Linked DNA regions of Homo sapiens: region 2 is linked to region 1. Evidence: read pairs that join two places in POLR2A ChIA-PET (ENCODE). Cell type or tissue: endothelial cell of umbilical vein. All regions are shown on one strand. Links, peaks and the distances in the headings refer to the core of each region. The heading gives the core; the rest is flanking DNA.

Region 1 (6,838 bases), core at 1,708-5,707:
TATGATATACTAAGAAGAACATGGCAGCACGTTTGTGGTATTGCTGGATCTAGTTATAACAATGTGTGAGACAAACATAAATTGAAGAACATTCGACCAAAAGAACTGATCTGCACCTTCCAAAGAGTAAAGGTCATGAAAGTCAGTATGTAAATACTAGAGCATGATTATAAAAGACAGAGCCCATCAAGTCACAGGAATACAGCAGCTGCAAATGCACACTGATATGGATGTATTGAACTAGGGACTCAAATACCACGGCTGCTGTTGCTGTGAGTGATGTGACTTTCCAGTGTGGAAACTTTTTTTGTTTTTTGAGACAGAGTCTCACTTTGTCACCCACGCTGGAGTACAGTGGCATGATCTTGGCTCACTACAACCTCTGCCTCCCCTGTTCAAGTGATTGTCCTGCCTCAGCCTCCTGCATAGCTGGGACTACAGGCGTGCACCACCACACTAAGCTAATTTTTGTTTTAGTAGAGACCAACTTTCACCATGTTGGCCAGGTTGGTCTTGAACTCCCAACCTCATGTGATCTGCCCACCTGGGCCTCCCAAAGTGCTGGGATTACAGGCATGAGCCACTGCGCTCAGCCAGGAACTAACTCTTGATGAAATTCTGAGTAAAACAAAGTACAATTTTCCCTTAAGTTACATGGTAGCTGTAGTACTTGCAAAACTAACTGTATAATGAAAGCTTGCAAAAATATTTTGTGCTTAATATGAAATGCAGAGTTAGTCTGTGGGTCCAGATAAACAGCCCTTTAACCCACGGGAACATCCTGTTGAACATTCAAAAGTCTTGCAGGATGAAGGACGATTAGTTATTGTGTGGGACTCCCAGATATTGCAGCATGCCTAGCAGCCCTGGCTGTCCCTCATGGCAGAAGCCCCCACAAGCCAAGACAAGCCAAAAGTGCTCCCATACTTCCCCAAATGTCTCCCAGGGCCAGTGCCACCACTATTAAGAACCGCTGATTTAGAGACTACTTTGCCACTGTCGGAAGTGATCAGTGGGTTATTTCTGCTTTATTGGAAGATTTGTTCAAGTAAATCCCTTCCAACTCTTACATTCAACAAGCCCATGATTAAATCTCATGTAGCCATTACCTGTTTCCCTTCTGAAACACTGCAATTTTTTTTACTCCTTTGATGAAGATACTCAAATATATATCAATACTTTAAAAGGTATATTAGTTAGCCAGGACCCTTTCAGCTGCAAATAACAGAAACCAATACAAACTACTATCTATCTATACACGAGAGGAACTTACTGTCTTAAATTGGAAATGCAAGGATGGTGTTGATTCTACAACAATGTGATCCAGAAATTCAAGTGAGGTTTGGGAGGGGCACTCCCCACTTCCTTCCTTCCTCTTCCCCTTCTTTCTACCTTCTTCCTTTTTTCTTCTCTTTCCTTTTCCCCTTCTCTCCTTCCTTCCTTGTTTTTTTTGGAGACGGAGTCTCACTCTGTCACCAGGCTGTAGTGCAATGGTGTGATCTCGGCTCTCTGCAACCTCCGCCTCCAGGGTTCAAGCGATTCTCCTGCCTTAGCCTCCCAAGTAGCTGGGACTACGGATACACGCCACCATGCCCAGCTGATTTTTGTATTTTTAGTAGAGACAGGATTTCACCATGTTGGCCAGGATAGTCTCAATCTCTTGACCTCGTGATCAGCCTGCCTCAGCCTCCCAAAATGTTGGGATTATAGGTGTGAACCATTGCACCTGGCTCTTTTTTTTATTCTTTCTTTCTTTTCCTCTTTCTCTCTCTCTTCTCCCCCTCTTCCTCTCCCTCTTCCTTCTCTCTGCTTCCTCCTCCTTCTCCCTCTCCCTTGGCTGAATGCAGGCTGTCTCCCAGTGATAGGCAAATACTACTGGTTGTCCCTCATTCACATTCTATCACTTCTGTGAACAGCTTCTGCTTCTTCTCTACTGCTCTGAACTGTACCCCACAGTTCAAGGGGAGATCCACAAAATAACTATGAAATAATCAATTGTATGATTTTAGTTGTTTAACACCATGAAGGCAGAACCTTGTCTTTCTTATTCATTGCTATATCCCAGCTCCCAGCATAGGTGAGTGTGGCCATTCTGGCCACTTTCAAAATACTTATTGAGTTAATGAATTGCCTAGTTGGAACTAGAGGTTGCCAGCTTTCAGTGCTTGTATCTCTCTACAAGACTTTCCTACACATTTTGAAAAAAGTGGGTAAATGGCAGCAGTAAGCTATGTGTTCTGGAAGGAGACTTTAGGCTGGCTCACAGTGCTGAGATATAGAAGCAGAATAGAGAAATTCAGTGGGGAAAACACTTTTTACCCCAAATCCACCCAAGCCGGCTTCTCCACCCAGACTTACCCAAGTTCATCCTCATTTTACTTTCATCTGAGGGCCATTCACAGGAGACTAAAGAAATTGACTAATTGGGCCGGGCGCGGTAGCTCACACCTGTAATCCCAGCACTTTGGGAGGCCGAGGCGGGCGGATCACGAGGTCAGGATATCGAGACCATCCTGGCCAATACGGTGAAACCCCGTCTCTACTAAAAAAATACAAAAAATTAGCCGGGCATGGTGGCAGGCGCCTGTAGTCCCAGCTACTAGGGAGGCTGAGGCAGGAGAATGGCGTGAACCCGGGAGGCAGAGCTTGCAGTGAGCTGAGATCGCGCCATTGCACTCCAGTCTGGGCGAAAGAGCAAGACTCAGTCTCAAAGAAAAAAAAAAAAAAAAGAAAGAAAGAAATTGACTAATTGACTCAATTAATATAATGTTGAGGTCACTTTAACTCGTTAGGCCACTTTAAAACTTCATTTGTTATCTGCAGCTAAAAGAGTACATTTGTGCATGTTGTTCTTTGTAGAGCACTAATGGAATTAGGCATTACACTGAATCACAGTAAAAGAGCTTTATAATAATAGACTTCAATTCCACTTTATACTCTCTGGTGCACTTTTGCTGCTCTTAAAAGCAGGATATCATATATTATTTTGCACATCTTCCGAGTGTTACGGGTTTCTTATTTTTCTTATGTGGGATTAAAAACAATTTTTTTTAAGTCAGGTTGCATTTAAAAAGCTGAACTGGGTGGGTCCAAATTGCTAGTGTTTAAAAAATGTGAAAAACATCCTTAATATAGCTATTTGTGACTAACCCAGTGGGTGTGATACACAGGGAGAAACAATAAGTTCTCTTATTGTGCATTTGAAAAGTTAGAGTTTAGAACTCTGCTATTTCAGAAATTATTCAGGGAATTACCCAGACTTTTCTTTAAGAAGAGGCTGTTGATGATGAAAAATTAGACATTTCAAAACTTTTACATGAAAAAAGTTTAATAAGTCAGAAGAATGCAATCTATGTCCCTCTCCCAATTTTCTCTCTTTTAAAAATTATATCTGTTGCTGATGATCTCATTCTACTCTCCTGCAATTGCTGTGGCAAATACAATTGTCAACTGAAGAATGATGAGGTTCTTAAATTTGGAAAGGAGAGCTTTATTTCTCATAAAGAGTTCCAGCCTGCAGGATGGCCATTATGACAGGCGAGGAAATATAGCCTCTGGCCAGAAGCCAGAAACAGACACTTTGAGGAAGGGGCAAAGGGAATAGGAATTTATGCTGGGCAGGATGGTAAATATATAATACATATTTAATAAGCCAGAGGAGGACTCATGCATACTTATGAAAGGAGAAACATGTGCGTGAGCATTTGAGCTTCATGCCCCTTCATGAGTCCCAGGTACAAAAAATGGCGGTGTTAGCATGATCCCAGAATGCAGTTTTCAGCCCTCTGATGTCAAAAGATGAAGCAGAGGCCAGATGGGGTGGCTCATGCCTGTAATTTCAGCACATTGGGAAGCCAAAGCAGGAGGATCCCTTGAGCCAAGATTTTGATACCAGCCTGGGCAACATAGTGAGACTCTGTCTCTATGAAAAATAAGAAAAAGTTAGTTGGGCATGGTGGCTTGAGCCTGTCATCCCAGCTACTCTGGAGGCCAAGGTGGGAGGATTGCTTGAGCCCAGGAGTTTGAGGCTGCAATGAGCTATGATCACGCCACTGCACCCTAGCCTGGGCAACAGAGTGAGGCTCTTTGTCTCAGAGGAAAAAAAAGGGTGAAGCAGAGGACACAAAAACCTTTACAGTACCTCCTCCACAGACTGACAAGAACCACTCCATGCTTGGTAGTCTCTTATTAGGCAAAAAAGGAGGGGCAGTGTCAGGCAGTTGGTTGATGTCAGTGGTGGAGTCTTTTGAAAGGGCTGGTTTCTGTTTAGGCCTTAGGGAAGAAAGCCTGATCCTGGTTAGTGAGGGAGAGGATATAAGGAGGCATGTCTGACCTCTCACCTCACCATGAGTGACAACTTAGTTTTCAAGGTTACTCTGGGGTCCCCCTTGGTTAAGAGGAGGTCTGTTTAGTCAGTGGGGACTTAGAATTTTATTTTTAGTTTACACACACAATGTACATCCAACAGAATCAATTCCATGAGCAACTTTTGCCTTTATAGCAAAACTGATCTCACAGTCAATCCATATATACACTTTATGAGAATCACTAAAGTATAACAATAGGTTCATCTATTGATCATTTTATATGCCAGGCACTTTCTAAGCATTTTTTCAACTTTACGTTTATCTCTTACAATGAATTGTTTGGTGGGTACTATTATTGTCAACTCCATCTCATAGGCGAGAAAACAGGGACTTGGAGAAACTGAATAGCCAGTCTAAAGTCACATAGCTACCAAGGGTTGCAGCTAGGATTAAAAATTGAACTGGCAGACTCCTAATCACAGTTCTTGTGTTGCCTCATAGGACCTATGCTGTGTATTTCACAAACACACACAATTCTGTGTTTATATATACATTAAATTGTGGAATTGAGGCAAATATTCAACACTCTTTTAAATAATCCATCTTATCCATGCAACTTAAAAAAGTTACCTTATTCAGTAACTGCCAACCTTACCATGCTATGGCAGTGAACAAAATGGCTGAAAATACAACCTAAACCCAAAGATAAACTTAGAACTTGAATTGCACAAGTGTATTGTCTAGCCTACCCAGATAGAAATGACTCAATGACTCAAAAACTACTTAAGTGTTGCCTCTTTGGGCTTCTGAATGCTTTTTTTTTTTTTTTTTTTTAAACAGAGCCTCACTCTTTCATCAGGCTGGAGTGCAGTGGCGCCATCTCGCCTCACTGCGAGCCTCGACCTCCTGGGCTCAGGCAATCCTCTCGCTGCAATCCTCTCACGCAGCCTCCTGAGTAGCTAGGACTACAGGCATGCGCCACCACACCCAGCTAATTTTTGTATTTTTCGTAGGGATGGGGTTTTGCCATATTGCCTAGGCTGGTCTCAACTCCTGGGTGCAAGCTATCCGCCTGCCTCGGCCTCCCAAAGTGCTAGTATGTCAGGTGTGAGCCACTGCTCCCGGCTGACTTCTGAATCTTGATTAGTAAGGTCCACCCTAGCTGAACAAAGAAGAAGAGAGGGAAAAGAAGTAAAAGAAGTATGAGAATGCCTGAACCCACAGTGTATTAACTACATTTTTAAATGTTCTGTATTTTTAATGCTCTGGCATCTGGGGTCTTACTGATTGGGCAGAGATTGTCCCTCCCAAGGTCAGCTAATTCCTAGAGACAGGAGACAACTCAGAATAGCCCTTACACCTCAGAGCCTGCTGAAATTACTCAAACCAGCCAATCTTAAGCATGCTTACCCTTTCTTGCCCCCTTTTTTCCTGCAAAAGCCACAATAAAGGCTGTTTGTAAAAATCTTACTGTTTTTTCATTCTTATTTTAAAAAAATTTTATGGGTGCATAGAAGCTGTATATGTCTGTGGGTACATGAGATGTTTCGATACAGGCATACAATGTGAAATAATCACATCATGGAGAAGAGGGTATCCATGCCCTCAAGCATTTGTCCTTTGTGTTACAAACAATCCAATTACACTCTTAGTTTTATTATATTTTATTTTTTATTTTACTTTATTTTTGAGAAAGGGTGTTGCTCTGTCACCCAGGCTGTAATGCAGTGGTGTGATCACGGCTTACTGCAGCCTTGGCCTCCTGGGCTCAAGTTATCCTCCCACCTCGGCCTCCCGAGTAGCTGGGACTACAGGCGCACACCACCATACCTGGCTAATTTTTGTATTTTTCATAGAGATAGGATTTTACCATGTTGCACAGGCTGGTCTCGAATCCCTGGCCTCAAGTGATCCAACTACTTCGGCCTCCCAAAGTGCTGGAATTACACGCATGACCAGCTGCGCCCAGCCACACTGTTTATTTTAAAATGTTTAATGAAGTTGTTATTGAAAATAGTCACTCTGTGGTGTGATCGAATAGTATGTCTTATTCATTCTATTTTTTTTTTTTGGTACCCACAATAAAGGTTGTCACTCATGCTTTCCCTTCAATCTTTCTGCCACTGACTGATCCCACTCCTTCCCCATTTGGCCCTGCATGGTGTGGTGTGACTCCTGTGTCTAGGAATCTGCAACATAAGAATTGCTTCCTTCATGACAGTCATTTTTGTGTCCTGTCCTACTGTTCCTGATTAAAATAAATCCACAGTACATTTTAAAACACATACCCTGAATAAGGATTAATATGTGTACAACACACAAAATGAATTATGAATACTCAATGGATTTCAGGGTAGTTCACTTATTCAGCAGGTATTTGTTGAGTGCATGTAATGTACTGGAGACACTCTGCTGGACGAAGTTTTCATTTCAGTTCTGTAAGGACCCACTGCCGACCCTTGACTGGTGTGGCTAATGAGACAGTTCTGGCCCTGGCTGGCTTACATTCCACAGTCAGAGGTTGTCACTGC
Region 2 (6,838 bases), core at 1,326-5,325, 150 kb before region 1:
TTTTCTCAATCAAGTTTTTTTTTCTTTTTTGAGGCTTCAGGCTGGAGTGCAATGGCACAATCATAGCTCACTGTAGCTTTGACTTGTGCTCAAGTAATCCTCCCACCTCAGCCTCCTGAGTGGTTCAGACTACAGGCATGAGCCACCAAGCCCAGCTAATATTTTAAAAAAATTATTTTAGAGATGGAGTCTTGCTGTGTTGCCCAGGCTGATCTCAAACTCCTGACCTCAAGCAATCCTCCCACCTCAGCCTCTCAAGGTGCTGGGATTGCAGGCATGAGCCAATATGCCGGGCCCCTCAATTGAGTTTCAACTATCATTATTTTCATTATTTTTCTTTATTTTGGGAGGGGATATTTTCAAACATTTTATTACAAAAGCAATTTCCATTTATTAAGGAAGATTTAGACAAACCAAAGGAAGGAAACTTAAACCACCCATTTTCCCTCTGCCCAGAGATAACCAGTATTAACAGGTTTATATACATCCTCCTAGACATTTTTGTCTGCTTCTTCCTTACATAGTATTTTATATTTATTTAAAATACTTTATAAATCTGTTTTTATTACAGTGCACATTCTTTAATAATGTCATTTTAAAGCTTCATAGGTATTTTATTGTCTGGACATTAAATAATTTTTTACCAATATCTCCCACTCTGTTATTATGCATTCCTAATGCTGATTTCCATTCTTAATTTTATAAGCATTTCAATAACAATCATACTTAGAATTAAAATTTTGAACATATACATGACATTTATTTATTCATTCTTCATTCATTCAGAGAATAAATTCTTAAAAATGAAAGTCAAATACACATTCCAGTAGGCTTCCACAGAATAGAACACTCCCTGCCTGAAAAATTCTTCTCATCTTCCCAGATTCCATTTCTTCCTTCTCCTCCACTCCTCCACAGCAGATCCTCTACAAGTTAGATTTCCTAAAGGATCAGTCTTGGACCTCTTCACACTTTTACTAAGTGGTCACGCATCTACTCACTCCACAGCATCTATGTGCAAAACTCCTAATGTCTTATTTCCAGCCCAAACCTTTCTTCTCAATTACAAAATCATGTGTGGTGGTTTTAAAATACATTCAGAAATTATTTGGTGGCTGTCTATTCAAGCGGGGGGCTTAATTCCCCACCCACTGAGTATGGGCTGAAATTGGTGACTCACTTCTACTGAATAGAATATGGCAGAAGTGATGAGTCGGACTTTTGAGACTAAAAGTATTACAGCTTCCCCTTTGCATTCTTTCATATCTCTCTCACTCTAAGAGAAGCTCACAGCCATGTCATGAAGACACTCAAGCACCCTAGAGAGAGGCCCACGTGGCGAGAAACTGTGGCCTTCGACCGAGAACCAGCAGGGAACTGAGACCTTCTGCCAAAAGCCATGTACATAAGCCATCTTGGAATCAGATCCTCTAGCCTCGGTCAAGCTTCAGATGATGGCAACCCTGGCCAGCATCTTGAGTGCAATCTCATGACAGACCCTGGACTGGAATCACCTAGCTAAACCACTTCAAAATTCCTGGCCAAGGAAACTGCATGAGATAATAAATATTTGCTGTTTTAAAGCACCAATGTTGGGGTGACTTGTTACAGAGCAATAGATAACTAATATAGATTTGCTGCTAAGTTTCATAATAATTTATTATGCAGCAAGAGATAAACACATACTATGTAACTAACCACCTACTTGACATCTCCACTGAGATAGCTCACAGACTCATTTCAACCTTAACCCATCAAAAAACTGAACTGTTGCTTCTCTCTCAAATCTATTCTGCCTCTAGTCTTTCCCAACTACGGAAAAGCACTTTCATCCATTCACTGGTTCATGCCAGGATGCTGAAATGAATCCTTTCTTCTAATACCACAATCTAACCCTTCTATCAACTTTTGTTGGTTCTAATTCCTAAATACAGCTTGAGTCCATCCACATCTCTTCAGTTCCACTGTCAACCCCCAGTCCAAGCTACTGTCATCTCTTGCCTCCAGCCTAAAGCCAATAACCTTCTGACACTGTCTCCTAAATTCTCTTCTTATTCCTTCTAATCAACTCTCTGAACTTTGGAACAACTAAATTAACATGGTTCATATGGCCCTGAATCATCTGACCACTCCTATGCCAAGCCTTGTCTTGAAACACTCACCCTCCTCAGTTTGCTCCAGCACACTGACCTTCATGTTACTCTGACAAACCCAGCCCTTTCCTGCCTCGGGATATTGGTTCATGCTGCTATGCCTGCCTCCTTCACCCTGTTCTCAACCTGCTTAATTCAGACGAACATTGCAGGTTTAATTTTAAACATCTTCTCTTCAGAGCGGACTTCTGGACGACTCCTCCAGTCTCTAAAGGCAACCTGTTTTCCTTCCTTGTGCACCCAGTACTTATCTTAATTTGATTACATATTGTTTTGGGTAAGCCCAAGAGGGCAAGAAATGTCAACTTTGATCTCTATAGTATATGCAGTTCCCAATACAGGTTGTCAATTTAAAAAATATTGAATAAGCTTATTGAAAGTGTTTATTAAGTCTAAACACAGAGTGTATTCAATCTAGACCTCTAACTTGTCCATTTCAATAGAAAGAACATGAATCTGTTATATGTATTGCCTTTTCAACCTTCTGCAAAATTGCAAGACCATCATCATCAAGATGATCCACTGACTGTTTTTCTCATCTTTTCCACATGTTTAAGGATCCTTTAATTCTTGGCAAAGATGAAAATTGACTTCTAGAAACATTAAAAAGAAGAAAAGCTGGTATAATAATAGTCCCTAAAGGCAGACCACAAAAGCAATTCTAAAGTTCATTAGAAAATTAAATTGGCCCCTGATTGATCTAAATGGGAACATTTTATCCTAGTGTTTAGAGTTGTGATGAGTAATCATTTCCCTTTCCAAAGCTCAGTGTTTTATAAAAACAGGGTTGATCATGACTCTCTGCAAGATTATTTTTTGGTGAAGAAATCAGAGACTCACTGATGGAAGAACCAAGAAATACTAATAAGGGCATGCTGAAGCACAGTGTAAATCAACAGTGCCCTGTCTTTTAACTTCCAGTAAATAAGACACTGACTTGTAACCAGAGACAGAGTAGGTCTGGGAGCCAGCCGACTCTGTGGGTTCTGAGGCAGAGCCACACACAGGGAGCAGCCCCACAACAGTGTTCACAGTGACTATACAGAAAAGAAACTGTTAATAATGGCACTCCGGTAGAAAAAATAGCAACAATCCATGCCTCACTCTTGCCACCTGCATTCATACACACAGACTCTCAGGCTAGCATCAAGGCTCTGAATTCAAAGATCATATAGGGTTATGTATATATATGTAATCACTCCAAACTTTGATAAGTGGCACAGATTTTAACTTAATAGATTTATGGGAAATACATGGTGATAGAATATGATAAACTCAACTCTGTAACAAGCACATGTATATTCCTGCACACAGAAAGAAATGTTACTTGGTACAGGCCGGGCACCGTGGCTCACACCTGTAATCCCAGCACTTTGGGAGGCTGAGGCAGGTAGATCACTTGAGGCCAGGAGGTCAAGACCAGCCTGGCCAACATGATGAAACCCTTTCTCTATTGAAATACAAAAATTAGCCAGGTGTGGTGGTGCACGCTTGTAATCTCAGCTACTGGGGAGGCTGAGGCACGAGAATCACTTGAACCCAGAAGGTAGAGGTTGCAGTGAGCTGAGATCACACCATTGCACTCCAGCCTGGGTGACAGAGCAAGACTCTGTCCCAAAAACAAACAAACAAAAAAAGAAGTGACTTGGTATAGAAAAATATATAATAGTCACAGATTTGAAATACTATAGCTTTGGTCACTCCATTTATTGTGACAAACAGGGTGCATATTTTTCTAATCTGTAGCTTAGAGCACAGTATTATTAATATACTGTACTATTAACTATGATTTATTCATTTCTATAAACCAAGTAATAAAGTTAGACCATTTTTACTTTGGTAAATTCTTCAGTTCTCTAGAAGTGAAATCTTGGTAAAAGAATTTAACCACAGGCACCTATAGCAATTTTATACATAATTCTTTAATTTGCAAATTACCAGTAGTAACTAAACTATTTTTTTCTAAGCAATAAAAAGTAAAGAACATAATGCTATAAATGTTTAGGATACAATAATCATTCTAGAAAAATTCTAGAAATCTTTCTAGAAAAATTCAAATCAGAATGACACTGGGAAGCCTGGGCATGGTAGCTCACACCTATAATCCCAGCACTTTGGGAGGCCGAGGAGGGCGGATTGCTTGAGTCCAGGAGTTCAAGATCAGCCTGGGCAACATAGTGAGGCCTCTGTCTCTACAAAAAACTTTTTTTTTTTTTTTGAGACAGAGTGTCGCTCTGTCACCAGGCTGGAGTGCAGTGGCATGATCTCAGTTCACTGCAACTCACGCCTCCCGAGTTCAAGCGATTCTCCTGCCTCAGCCTCCTGAGTAGCTGGGATTACAGGCACACGCCACCACACCCAGCTAATTGTTATATTTTTAGTAGACACCAGGTTTCACCATGTTGGCCAGGCTGGTATCGAACTCCTGACCTCGTGATCTACCCACCTCGGCCTCCCAAAGTGCTGGGATTACAGGCGTGAGCCACCCGGCCCGACCCAAAAAACTTTTTTAAAAAAAGCAACTGGGAATAGTGGTGCACACCTGTAGTCCCAGCTACTTGGGAGGATGAGGTGGGAGGACTGCCTGAGTCCCAGAGTTCAAGACTGCAGGAAGCTGTGATCGTGCCACTGCATTCAGCCTGGGTGACAGAGTGAAACCCTGTCTCAAAAAAAAGAAAAGAAAAATGACAGTGGGTATCAAAAACCCATTACAACTTATAAAAAGGCTGCTACCCTATGTGGGGGGGAAGAAAACATGCCATAAAACGCCAGGCAGAACGTGCTGATTGACAGAGACCAGGCTGTGCACTAGACCAGAAGAGTGGTGCCCTGAAACAAAGAGGTGGAGCTAGGAAGCAAGGACTCCAACATCTAAGGCCTTCAATGGATACATTCCAACCAGCAAGCAACACCCAGGCAGCCGCCTGGCAGGGCAAGGCTAGATTCCACCAACGAGGTGAATCCCCCCTAAAAATGAATCAGAGTCACAGCTTTATCAAAGGTCAAAGTGAAACACTGAGAATCAGTAGCCAGGCAAAAGCAAACAAGGGTACAGATATATAGCAATCAAAGACAACTCAAACAAGGCCACATATCCAAACAAAGAGCCTGGAAAACAAAAAGTCACCATGACACCCAACCACCAGGAAACTGTGAAATGATCTTGAGATTGATAATAATGAAATTAGAACACCCTTTAAGCTTAAGGAAAGAAATCCAGAAATGAAAGGTATAGCCCAGATCACTTTTAGATCTGTGCTAGATAGCTAATATGCATTTCCCTAGCCATAATCAAATATTCTAACATGCTTATAAACGCTGAGTTATTAATGTTTACACACTTGCATAAATATCATTTAGCTCTTATAACCATAAAATGCCCCCCAGTCTCATCTGTTAATAGTTCTAAAAGGATCACAGCGCTTAGGATATGGCTGACGCATTTAGCAAACATAATCCAAATGTTAATTCTAGATAACCAACTAAAGAATAGAGTCCATCTGGGACATGTATTTTACGTAAAATATTTTCAAAAAACATTCAAGTGTGATGATGTTAGCATAGTGCACTACTAGAAGTCTCATACTATGTAGCTACTGCCCAAAAGAAGTAAAAACTCCTTGTTTAACTATGGGAGAAAACATGGAAAGGATAGTTCATCAAGATTGAGGAATTCCAGTATTTTTTAAGTATTTCCTTTTAGTTACTTTTTTTTTTTTTTTTTTTGAGATGGAGTCTCACTCTGTCACCCAGGCTGGAGTGCAGAGGCACAATCTCAGCTCACTGCAACCTCCGCCTCCCAGGTTCAAGTGATTCTCCTGCCTCAGTCACCCAAGTACCTGGGATTACAGGCGCAGGCCACCACACCCAGTTAATTTTTGTATTTTTAAGGCTGGGCGCGGTAGCTCACAACTGTAATCCCAGCACTTTGGGAGGCAGGGGCGGGCGGATCCCGAGGTCAGGAGATTAAGACCAGCCTGACCAACATGGTGAAACCTCATCTCTACTAAAAATACAAAAATTAGCTGGGTGTGGTGGCACGTGCCTGCAGTCCCAGCTACTCTGGGAGCTGAGGCAAGAGAATCACTTGAGCCCGGGAGGCGGAGGTTGCAATGAGCCGAGATCACGCCACTGCACTCCAGCCTGGTGACAGAGTGAGACTCCACCTAAAAAAAAAAAAAATTGTGTTTTTAGTAGAGATGGGGTTTCACCATATTGGCCAGGCTGGTCTCAAACTCCTGACCTCAAGTTATCCGCCCGCCTTGGCCTCCCAAAGTGCTGGGATTACAGGAGTGAGCCACCGTGCAGGGCATCTTTTAGTTACATTTTAACATCCATGCTCTTTTTGTCTCTACTGATTCATTTTTTAATTTTGTTTTGTTATACATATTTTTGTAAGCCACTGAACCTAGAACAAAGTATGGAGTTATTAACAAATGTAAAATATTTACCTTATTCCATGAACTAAACTAAAATTATTCAACCAAAAATAAAAAACTAAAAGAAGATTGAGGCATTCCATAGCGTTATCCTATTCTTGGTTTCTTTGCTTTCTCTCCATCACGGGAGTTGAGAGTACCCAATTATATAAATCAAATAAAAGAAAGTAAGAAGAAAAATCTATAAATGCCATATGATCTGCCAAGAAGTACTTTATTTTATAGTAAGAAGATGCAGTGTAAGCA

Evidence for each region. Peaks named below come from ENCODE experiments on the same cell type or tissue, not always from the same donor. Only the 100,000 strongest peaks of a DNase experiment are listed, where the experiment ranks them.
Region 2: POLR2A ChIA-PET joins it to region 1 with 5 read pairs; 2 of 35 experiments call an interaction of 5 or more read pairs at or near these places.

The regions. Positions count from the first base shown.
Region 1 is chr6:144,220,191-144,227,028 of GRCh38, reverse strand. No RefSeq gene overlaps it. Among named protein-coding and RNA genes, the nearest start is that of TRL-TAA1-1, 7.1 kb to the right of the region's middle. In endothelial cell of umbilical vein, for the core only: no CTCF peak of the experiment used is centred there; no DNase peak of the experiment used is centred there.
Region 2 is chr6:144,373,987-144,380,824 of GRCh38, reverse strand. The region is part of intron 2 of UTRN (utrophin); the gene reads right to left. Among named protein-coding and RNA genes, the nearest start is that of SNORA98, 28 kb to the left of the region's middle. In endothelial cell of umbilical vein, for the core only: no CTCF peak of the experiment used is centred there; DNase peaks (open chromatin) are centred at 2,234 and 3,024; H3K27ac peaks cover 784 bases.